Regions from separate parts of the Mus musculus genome. Here region 1 is linked to region 2. A link is a loop called in an ENCODE intact Hi-C map of the cell type or tissue named here. Cell type or tissue: gastrocnemius. All regions are shown on one strand. Each heading gives the region's core, and the rest is flanking DNA. Links, peaks and the distances in the headings are about the cores only.

Region 1 (5,385 bases), core at 176-5,175, 120 kb after region 2:
TCCTCTCCTGGGAGTCATACCCGAGAGAAAGGAAAACATGCACAGGAACATCCATACAAATGGTCACAGTGGTATTATTTGTCATAGCCAAGACGGGTATTGAAGGGGGAAGGGGCTTATTCTGGCCCACAGTTCAAGAGTACTGGCTGTCACAGTGGAAAGTCAAGATGAGAGGAATATAAAGCAGCTGGTCACACTACATTCACAATCAGAAAGCAGAGCGAGAGATGCACCCTGCCCAGCTTGCTTTCTTTGTTTCTAGAATCCAGGATCCCTTGCCCAGGGAATAGCCCCGCCTATAGTTAAACTGGGTCTTCCCACAGCAATTAATGTCCTCGAGATCACAAGCACACCTAGGCACTCCGTCTCCCAGTGAATCTAGATTGTGTTGCGTTATAAATTAACATTATCCATCACAACGAGGAAACAACCCCTGTTATTAACAGGTGAACAGCACATACAATGGGATAGATAATAGAGTGGAGTCATTAATATTCAGCTTTTAAAAGGAAGTACTAATTACATTATTACTTGGGTTAACTTTGAAAGCCTTTGTCTAGGTGAAAGTAGCCTGTCACAGAAGACCACAAAATTGTATGATTTTCTTTATTAGAAATGTCTAGAAAAGCTGAAACCAGAACCAGAAAGTACCTTGGTGTTTAATAGGGACTGAGGGCATGGTGACTACTAACAGCTATAGGTTTCCGTTGGAGTGAAGAAAATGTTCTAAAGCTAGCCGTCATGATGTTTGCATGTGCCAGTCAACATATCAGTTACTTTCTTTCCTTCCTTCTTTTTTTCTTTCTTTCTTTCTTTTTTTTCTTTCTTTCTTTCTTTCTTTCTTTCTTTCTTTCTTTCTTTCTTTCTTTCTTTCTTTCTTTCTTTCTTCCTTCCTTCCTTCCTTCCTTCCTTCCTTTCTTTCTTTCTTTTTCTTTCTTTCTTTCTTCATTTCTTCATTTCTTCATTTATTTATAGACAGGGTTTCTCTATGCACTCCTAGCTGTCCTAGAAGTTGCTATGTTGATCGGGTTGACCTCCAATTTACAAGCCTTTCCCTCCCATGTCCTGGGATTAAAACTGGGTGTCATTGCACCCTGAATTATGCACTTTTAAAAGAATTGAAGCTAAGCATTGTGATCCAGGTATCTAATCCCATCACTCAGGAGGCCAAACCGGAAGATCAGGAAGTGTTCAAGGTCAGACTTGGCTACATGGCCAATTTAATGCCAGGCTAGTCTACATGAAACCTCACTCAAACTCAAAAACCAAAAAGGCCCAGATAGAAGACATTAATTTGAATATTCAGCTTAAAAAATAATGATGTTTTATTTTCTTGTGGCTTCTTACTGCCTGTGAATAAAATTAAAGCATCAAAATACTTGTGTATTAAGAAACTGAAATAAATATATCATCAAAGTAATTTTCATCTTTTACTTTTTTATCTAGAATGTATTCACTTACTTTTATAGGATATAAGTTGAGAATCAAAAAGTTTTATTAACCCATTCAATAGTGTACTGGCATCATACTCAGATTTTAATTGCTGAGGTGGTTTGAATATGCTTGGCCTAGGGAGTGGCGCTATTAGGAGGAGTGGCCTTGTTGGAATAGGTGGGGCTTTGTTGGAGAAAGTGTGTCACTGTGGATATGGGCTTTAGGACCCTTTTCCTAGCCGCTTGAAAGTCAGTCTTCTATTGGCATTCAGATGAAGAGGTAGAATTCTCAGCTCCTCCTATACCATGCCTGCCTAGATACTGCCATGCTCCCACCCTTGATGATAGTGAACTGAACCTCCGAACCTGTAAGCCAGCCCCAGTTGAATGTTGTCCGTATTATAAGAGTTGCCTTGATCATGATGTCTGTTCACAGCAGTAAAACTCTAACACAATTGCATTCAAGAGAAGGAACCTGTCCTGGGTGATACACACCTATAATCTTACGCACTTAGGATATTTAAAGGCAGATGGCTCAGGAGTTCAAGGGCAGCCTGTAATCTGGTCTACTTGAGACTGTCAAACAAAAAATAAAAAAAGTTTAAAAGGAAAAATGTAAAAGTTGAAAAAAATTAAATCAGAGTCAGTTAATCAAAAGTAAATGGTATCAATTAGGTCTTGCTTTTACCTCATGTTGGCAAATCTGTGCCATTCTTGCACCAAGCAGGTAGGCATGTAGCAACATAATGCCTTGTAGGGAAGCTCTTCAAGCACATGATTCTAATGGGTGCTGATGTAGGAAGCCTCCTGCAGTTGAATTCAAATCACATCACATTCTGAAATGAAAAAGAAGTTGGGGGTGGTGGGAGAGGGGGCTGGGTAGAGAGTTCAGAAGTTAAGAGTGCTTAGTGCTTATGTAGCAGTTAAGAGGGCTTTCTGCTCTTGCAAAGGACCTAGGTTCAGTTTCCAGCTAGCACTAAGGTTGCTCCTCACCATCTGTAGTTTCACTTGCAGGAGAATCAGACTTCTTCTGATCTCTGTGTGTACCAGGCATGCAAGTGGTGCACAGACATACGTGGAGGCAAAGCATTCATACACATAAAATAAATAAATCTTAAAAGAAAGAATTTGGGGTATTCCTGATGCTGCTTTCTTTTGTAACTGTCTGGCTTGTTTATATGAACCTTTAGGAGTGGAGTGTACTTTCAAAGCATTCCACAGGGCCATGGAGTGATAAGTTCTTTTTTTTATTGGAGCTGTTATCACAGTCTACAGCGAACAGGAATTTTCAGAGATCCCTATGTAGACAAACCATGGGGGGAAAGTTGAATACTATATGCCATCATCTTCCACTCTACATTGGAAATAAAAATAGGCTTCACCTTTTCTCTCTAGAATGCCACCTTTGGCTGCCTGCCGTCCAGTAAGGATGGGGCCCAGTAAATTCTGGCTTCACACTAAATCCCACCTGACAGCCTAGATTCAATTGGTTTTCCATAATGCTTTTTATATTTTTCAAAAACTTTATTTTTTAAAGAAAAGAAAAAAGAGAAGATGAATATTTCATGACATTTGAAGATTATTTCAAAGAAAAATGCCAGTGTCCACAATAAAGTTTCATTGTAAAATAAGCAGACATACTCATATTATATTGCTTGGGGTGTCCTCAACCCAAAGAGAAAACAGCATTTAGTCTTCAATCCCTTCTCCTTGTTGGATCCTGGTGACTACCAGTCTGCTGTCACTTTCTGTGAATTTGTGGATTCTAGAAATGTCACATAAATTAATTCATGAAGAACATGACCTATACTGACAGGCTTCTTTCACACAGCATCATGTTTTAAAACTGATCTATATTATATTGTGTATTGGTACTTGTTTCCTTTTGATGATCAAGTAATCTTCTACTATAAGCACATAATATCATATCTATTTATTCACTCATCTGATGAAGGACATTTATGGTTATTTTTTAAAACATCTGACTCTTATGAACAATGCTATAATAGACACATGCTTGTACCTACAATAGCATAGCTCATTAAAAAAAAACAAACTCTAAAAGAATAAACAATTAGGATAAAAGCCTACCAACTGATAAAGACATTTTAATTACAGGAGTACACTAATGCTTTGAAAACGGTTGATGGGTTCTGTATGTTTTTATTTGTTCCCTTTTGTTTTCTTTTGAAACAAGGTCTCCTATAGCGTTGAATGGACTCCAACTAAGTATGTAGCCAAGTATGACTTGAATTTAGTTTACTGATTGATTGATTGACTGACTGACTGACTGACTGACTAACTGATTGATTTTTGAGAGAGACAGTCTCTCACTGAAATTTGAGCTTGCTGTTTTGGCTAGACTAACTGCTCAGTGAACTACTGGCTCTGCCCATCTCCTCCTGCCATCCCCCCATTATAGCACTGTGTCTGATTTTTGAGGGGTAACCATGATCCTTCTTAGATCCTTATGCTTACTCAGGAAGTACTTTACGCAGTAAGCCATCTTCCTAGCCCCTACAGTGATAATGTCTTGAGACAGAACTAGGTAAGCAAGCTTATAAGCTCAGTGTCTTGGAGATAGAAAAAGAAGGATTAAGTTCAAGGTCATCTTCAGCCACACATGTCTAAGGCTAGCCTGAGACACACAAGATCATGTCTTTTTACTATTATTATTTTTTTTCTTTATTTACACTTAAAATGTTATCCCCTTTCCTAGTTTCCTCTCCAAAAATCCCCTATCCCCTCCCCCTGCTCTCCAAACCACCCACTCCTGCTTCCTGGCCCTGGCATTCCCCTGTACTGGGGCATAGAACCTTTCCAAGACCAAGGGCCTCTCCTCCCATTGATGACCAACTAGGCCATCCTCTGCTACATATGTAACTAGAGCCATGAGTCCCACCATGTGTTTTCTTTGGTTGGTGGTTTAATCCCAGAGAGCTCTGGGGGTACTGGTTAGTTCATATTGTTGTTCCACCTATAGGCTGCAAACCCCTTCTGCTCCCTGGGTACTTTCTCTAGCTCCTTCATTGGGAACCCTGTGCTCCATCCAATGGATGACTGTGAGCATCCACTTCTGTATTTGTCAGGCACTGGCAGAGCCTCTCAGGAGACAGCTATATTTAGGGTCCTGTCAGCAAGCTCTTGTTGGCATCTGCAATAGTGTCTGGGTTTGGTGGTTGTTTATGGGATGGATCCCCAGGTGGGGCAGTTGGACTGGAGAGATGGCTCAGTTGTTAAAGGCTAGGCACACAACCAAAAATATAAGATCATGTCTTGAAAACACACACACTCACAGAGAGAGAGAGAGAGAGAGAGAGAGAGAGAGGTGCAATAACAACAGAACACATTGATATCATCTTTTTCTGTCCATCTGGGACTCTGAATAACAAATTTTAAATTCTAAACCAAATTCTAAATTGGTAAGAAGAGAAAAATGTATATGTCTGACACTCAGAGTCGAAGCATTCCATATATAGGTGGCTGCTAAATAGAAGGGTAGTAGAATAACTCAAGTATGTTTAAGAAAACATGGATGACAGACCAAAGTCCGACAGTTTTCACAAGTGAACTTACTGTGTTTGTGATTATTGGCCTGAGAAATACCCCTACCCAAAGCTATTGCTCAGGAAACATTCCAAATTAGTACAGAGAGCAAACATATTCCTTCTATTTTTTAATTAAAATTAATACACAGCATTACAGATCCCTCTTAGTAGAACTAATCAGCGTTCCATGAGTTTAGCAGGGTACAGTTAAATCTAAAGTCAAAATGTAGTTCCAAGAGATGAGTTTTATTATTTCTCTCTTTTTAAAAAAGATTTATTGATTTATTTTATGTGAGTACATTTTCATTCCTCTCAGTCACACATCGAATCCCATTACAGATGGTTGTGAGCCACTATGTAGTTTCTGGGATTTGAACTCAGGACCTCTGAAAGAGCAGTGCTCT
Region 2 (5,385 bases), core at 300-5,299:
CAGCTCGCTCGGGTGAGCCCCAGGGCCCCTTCCTTCTGTCCTTCCCTGCCTGTCCAGCGCAGGCACTTGCCCCTCATCCTCCTCGTCCTTAAAGCCAAGTCCAAGGCATGGTAGTTTCGGGGAATTGGGGGGGGGGGATGCTAAACTCTTCCAGATGCCGAGTAACGGGAAGGGGAACTTGATTAAGAAAGAGAAAACCCCATAAAATTGGGCATTCTGTTGCGCAGCTTAGAGGGGAATTGTTTTTTTTTTCTCCTCGACCCTCTCTCCGAAATATTTTCCCTTGCCTAGCTAGCTGTAATTAATCAGAATTAGAAAGATCCTTTGTTCAAACGCTCTGTGCTCCCCTTAATCGCCTAATGGCTTCGAGGGCTGTTATCTGTGGCGGGTTTAACCTTCCCGGCCTTTAGCGTGAAAATTCGGAAGCCCTTGCAGACGAATGTATGCAAAGGCCGTCAAAAGGCCCCTGTATGCAGATCAAGATGCTTTTGCGAGAAGTGGGGAGGCAGTTTTGTGTGCCAAGGCAGCATTGTTGGACTAGAGAGAGGAGAGGAAGCGAGTAGGGCGGTGGTCGGCAGCTGGCGGCGTCAGCTCCCCCGCCTTTGTGAGGAGGAGAAAGCTGGACCGCCTGGCATCTTTTGGAGAGCAAGCCCTTCTAGAAAACGGAGATGCGTATTGCGACCTTGGCTCCTTTTTAAGAGATTTTACTAGACTTTCCCCCACTTAAACTGGAAATGGCTTCGATCTATCCAGACTTTAATTTTTTCAAAGCTGCAATGTTAACATTCCGCAATGGTGAATTTTATTATACGGGAATACTCACCTTTGACTATTTCCACCTTCGTTCTTTGAATCTTCCCTTTGGGAATATTAAGGGGGAAGATTTTTTTCCTATAGAAAGAGGAAGATCTTTAGAGAGGACTCGACAAGGAAAGCACACAGAGGGAGAGGCAGTAGGATTTCAGGCTTTGGGCTTTCCGGCGGGGTGGGGGTGTGCTTTTGGAACTGGGAGAGGCGAGGGTGGGTGGCTCTTTCTTAGCTCTGGTCTTGGCTTTTGTACCTGCAGCTCCTTCCAGCAACCATGTCTGACAAACCCGATATGGCTGAGATCGAGAAATTCGATAAGTCGAAGTTGAAGAAAACAGAAACGCAAGAGAAAAATCCTCTGCCTTCAAAAGAAAGTAAGCTGTTCGCCCCCACCCATTTTCAGAACGGGCTGGGCGGGAGCAGAGCAGAGCGGGGAGCAGCGGCCGGGAGGAGGAAGGGAGGGGCAGCAGGGAGGATGGGGGGGGGGGCTGCGGGGGAGGAGTCGACAGTTTGATGATGATGAATATGGCCTGCAAAGGTTAATTAAAAACTGTTTTGCAGTCAACAAGCGCCGGGCTCTAGTGATTTAATAATGGAATATTTCATATTCCATATTGTGCATATACATTTATTGGGTAACTGTACTTCTGTTTAGCATGTCTTGCTTAGCGAGGCTGCTATGTGTCTTTCTAGAATTTTTATAGGGTTTTTAAATGGAAATCATGTCATTTTATAGAATGCTCTAAGTCTCCTTTTTTTTTTCTTTTCTTCACAGCAATTGAACAAGAGAAGCAAGCTGGCGAATCGTAATGAGGCGAGCGCCGCCAATATGCACTGTACATTCCACGAGCATTGCCTTCTTATTTTACTTCTTTTAGCTGTTTAACTTTGTAAGATGCAAAGAGGTTGGATCAAGTTTAAATGACTGTGCTGCCCCTTTCACATCAAAGAATCAGAACTACTGAGCAGGAAGGCCTCCCCTGCCTCTCCCACCCATCTGATGGTCTGGCTAGCAGAGAGGGAAAAGAACTTGCATGTTGGTGAAGGAAAAAGCTGGGTGGGAGATGATGAAATAGAGAGGAAAATTCAAGATGGTCAAAGATGTCCTGCAGGATGTAAAATGCAGTTTAATCAGAGTGCCATTTTTTTTTGTTCAAACAATTTTAATTATTGGAATGCACAATTTTTTTAATATGCAAATAAAGTTTTAAAACCTGATTGGTGTGTCTGCTTGGTGACTGGAAGGAGTAGTTAAATGAGTGATAAAACCCTTGCAAAACTGCCTTGCCTCTTGGTCACTGGGACATAGAAGAGACAAACGTAAACTGCCTTGGCCTAACAGCTCTGGCTTAGTCCAGGTCTGTGAAATACCCTGTCTATAGCAAATGATTGGGAGGTCATCATAAGAGTTCCTCATGGGTTACATGGAAGAGTTAATGAAAATATTTGAAATTGGTATAGCCACCATGGTTGGAAGAAGGGGGCTGTGGAATGAAGGGGTAGGGGGGAGGAACTCACGTGTAGTTAGAGCCTTTCAGGAGTTTTGGAAAGCCAACATTGAATTTATTACATATCACTCAACGCAAAGGGTGTTGGTTTGGTACACTAGCATTAGGTATCAACATGAACTTGGCTAACCAACTATCTGGTATTGAACAAGTGGAATTTAGGGTAAAAATAGTATTTGCTTTAGAAAGGAATTTAGAATTGGTTTGTCCTTGTCTAGCGGCCAGTTTGCAAATGAAGCTCAATGTTTAAAATCGGCTTTATTAAAGTAAACGTGTTTACCAGTAAGTGATGATCTGAACTTAGTGAAATCCTCATAAGGAATGCTTGAGCTTAGAGGACAAATGCAGGACAGGTGAAATCTGGGCCAGATAACCATCGGCTGACCCGAAGGGCTTGAGTCCTCCTAATCGGCAGTCATCTGAGCTGCATATTTAATTGGCGGGTACACGCAAAGTCCTTGTTCTGGCCAGGCCACAACATGTAGAAAGGGAGGAAAAACGAGCTATCACTTGTTAACAGTAAAATGAAGGTACTTGAAGCTCCTTCATGGATGACTCTGTTCTTTCCGAAGGGTGCAGATCTATTAAGCCAAATAAAGCAATATTTTAAGATCATTAGCTTACACAATATCTCAGCAAGGCTGAAGCATACAAAGCAAATGTCCACAGGAGGAACTTTTCTTCTAAAACTGGGCTTGTGAAAATACTGGCTTGTAGGGTGGGTGGTGGATTACCAAACCCAGTGGATTTCCTTTGCTCAACACTTCCTTTGAGAAATGCACATGAAACCACCTGTGGTTTAGACAATCGAGGAGACCATCAGTGAACAGGCCTTTATCTGCCTGTCAGGGATAGGATGTGTGCATGTGTTGGCCACAGCTCATTCACTCTGCAGAGGAGCCCAAGCAGCCAGCACAAAGGTTCTGGGGGTGGGGGGTGGGGCAGTCCTCTAGCCCTGACATTTCTTTGCTGACCTACAAGGCAGTTTAAAGAAAATGCCCAAACCACAGAGAGAAAACAGACACATGCAATTTTTTGCTGTGTGCATTTTTTAAAGGATCCAAGATGGAAAAAAAATTAGAAAAATTTCACAAAATTCCAGGGTTCCTCAGTTTAAAAAAGGATGGGGGAAAGGAATGGTTTAGACAGGTCCGTGGTGGAAAAGATGGCCTTTCTGTCCCAGGAAGACCAAGACAAAATGTAGTGGGGACAAAAAGGCAGAGTTAAAAATCCAGGCCTGGGGATATAGCTCTATTAGTAAAGTGCTTGCCTAACATGTATGAAACCTGAGGTTTGAGTCTTAGCACTACATTAAACCTGGAGTGGTGGTGGAGGCAGGAAGATCTTTCAAGGCCATCGTCAGCTGCATAGGAGGTTTGGAGCCAGACTTGAGTACAAAGGACCCTCTCTCAAAATAACGAAAATGAAAGAAAATTAGAAATGACCAAATGCTGAGAAATGGGTGCAAAGTCAGGAACAACTGCCCACATCATGAGATATTGGAATTTGACTAAAATGCTACTGGAGTAGAAGAGAGTCCTTTGCTGCTGTTTTGTTATGGTGGTGATGGTGGTGGGGTATTATTACTATTATCATTTTTAAATGCTTTATTTGATGAAGCATTCTGTATTCTTCCTAGGAGAGAATCTTCCAGAAGGGCTGGAGGTATTTAGGAATTCCTGGGGGAATTTATGTTTCTGCTACCTGAGCACTTAAGGTTGCCAGTATTTTCAGAGATGTTGAAGGAGAAAAGAAATGTATCCTTAGTACAAGAGAGAGAATATTTCAACTAGACACACTTGTTACCACATCTTTGACTGGTCTCCTCTCAGAAGGAATGGGCCAAAGGAACTTCTGTACACTGCAGACAAACTGAACCTAGTGGTGCATGCATGTAATCCAGGACTTGGTAGGATAAGACATGAGGATCAACCTAAGTTCCAGGGCATTTTGGGACTCCAGAAAAACTCCTGTCTCTAGAATAAAATGGGATAAAAACCAGTCACAGAGTTTTGAAGTTCTGTAAACTTGGAACCAATCTAGATGAATAAACCAGAACTGGAGAAAAGAAAAGGCTCACTGAAAGACCCGTGGGTTGGAGCTGTTTTCAAAGCTCACCAAATTTTCAACTATTTTAGCTGTGCATATCCCAACCTTCTCGTGGATGGACTTTTAAAGCCACTTTTCAGGAGAACAGCACACTTTTGGTAGTGTGTGCAAAATGATTGAGTAAGTGTGGAGTAGAAGGCATGGGGGCAGGCAAACAGTCTGACATGCGCACAGCCGCTCAGCCTTCCTACACTTCTTCCAGCCCTTGTAGCCACACCTAGGTTTCGTTGCCCATACACGCACTGAAGGTTCTGTTTCTTTCTCCCAGAGAAGCATAATTCCTCAAGACACAAAACTGAGTTTGTTTCTTCTTTCTTTTCCCAACATTTCTAAAAATATGAGTGCTATTCATGCTTACTAGAAAGAATACTGCATTTTGGAAACTGTGTTACAGCCAGAAAATAAATTTTAAAAAAATCGTGAGTCTTCCTTAGCTCAAAATGTACATTTAAAAAGTTTTCAATAATGTAGAGAGCAGGAAATGTTTCCATAGCAGCCGGCATGGGCCTAGTGTGAAAGTGAGAGAAGCAATGTAAGCACTTTCTTTGCTCTCACCCCACTGCGCTCAGTTGTATATTAGGCTTTTAAAAGTTATTTGTAAATTATATCTTCATGAGCAGCTTACAAGATAATCTAACAGAAAGAAACACACCATTTGGGGATCCATCTATACTTTTATTTGTGCATAATGAAAGGGGGCACAATGACAAGCTTAAGAATCAAATGTAGAAAGAACTGAAAACTGCATGCATCAAGTTATATTTCCCTAGGGCATTTGTATAGTCTTCTCTAGCCATGTCGTCTGCTTCCTGCCTTCCTCAATTGTGTGGACGGAGTTGTGCATGCTACCTTCCTTGGGTGTGTATTGAGTATTCTTTCCTGTTTAAAAGTCTCGCACGGTAAGAGAAACATTAATTAGAGCTTTGCTCCTTAATTGGAGACTTCATGCAATGTGCTGACT

Evidence for each region. Hi-C counts contacts between places; a loop is a spot of excess contacts. Peaks named below come from ENCODE experiments on the same cell type or tissue, not always from the same donor. Only the 100,000 strongest peaks of a DNase experiment are listed, where the experiment ranks them.
Region 1: it touches region 2 in a loop (2.5-fold over the local background); 1 of 42 quality-filtered maps calls a loop at or near these places.

Annotation. Positions count from the first base shown.
Region 1 is chrX:167,082,201-167,087,585 of GRCm38, reverse strand. No RefSeq gene overlaps it. Among named protein-coding and RNA genes, the nearest start is that of Gm8817, 15 kb to the right of the region's middle. In gastrocnemius, for the core only: no CTCF peak of the experiment used is centred there; no DNase peak of the experiment used is centred there; H3K27ac peaks cover 362 bases.
Region 2 is chrX:167,203,733-167,209,117 of GRCm38, reverse strand. Tmsb4x (thymosin, beta 4, X chromosome) reads left to right here. Exons shown (of 3, transcript NM_021278.2): 1 at 1-12; 2 at 1,067-1,181; 3 at 1,583-2,024. The coding sequence starts at 1,082. The coding sequence ends at 1,617. Among named protein-coding and RNA genes, the nearest start is that of Tmsb4x, 2.8 kb to the left of the region's middle. In gastrocnemius, for the core only: no CTCF peak of the experiment used is centred there; DNase peaks (open chromatin) are centred at 562, 1,204, 2,720 and 3,195; H3K4me3 peaks cover 2,816 bases; H3K27ac peaks cover 4,409 bases.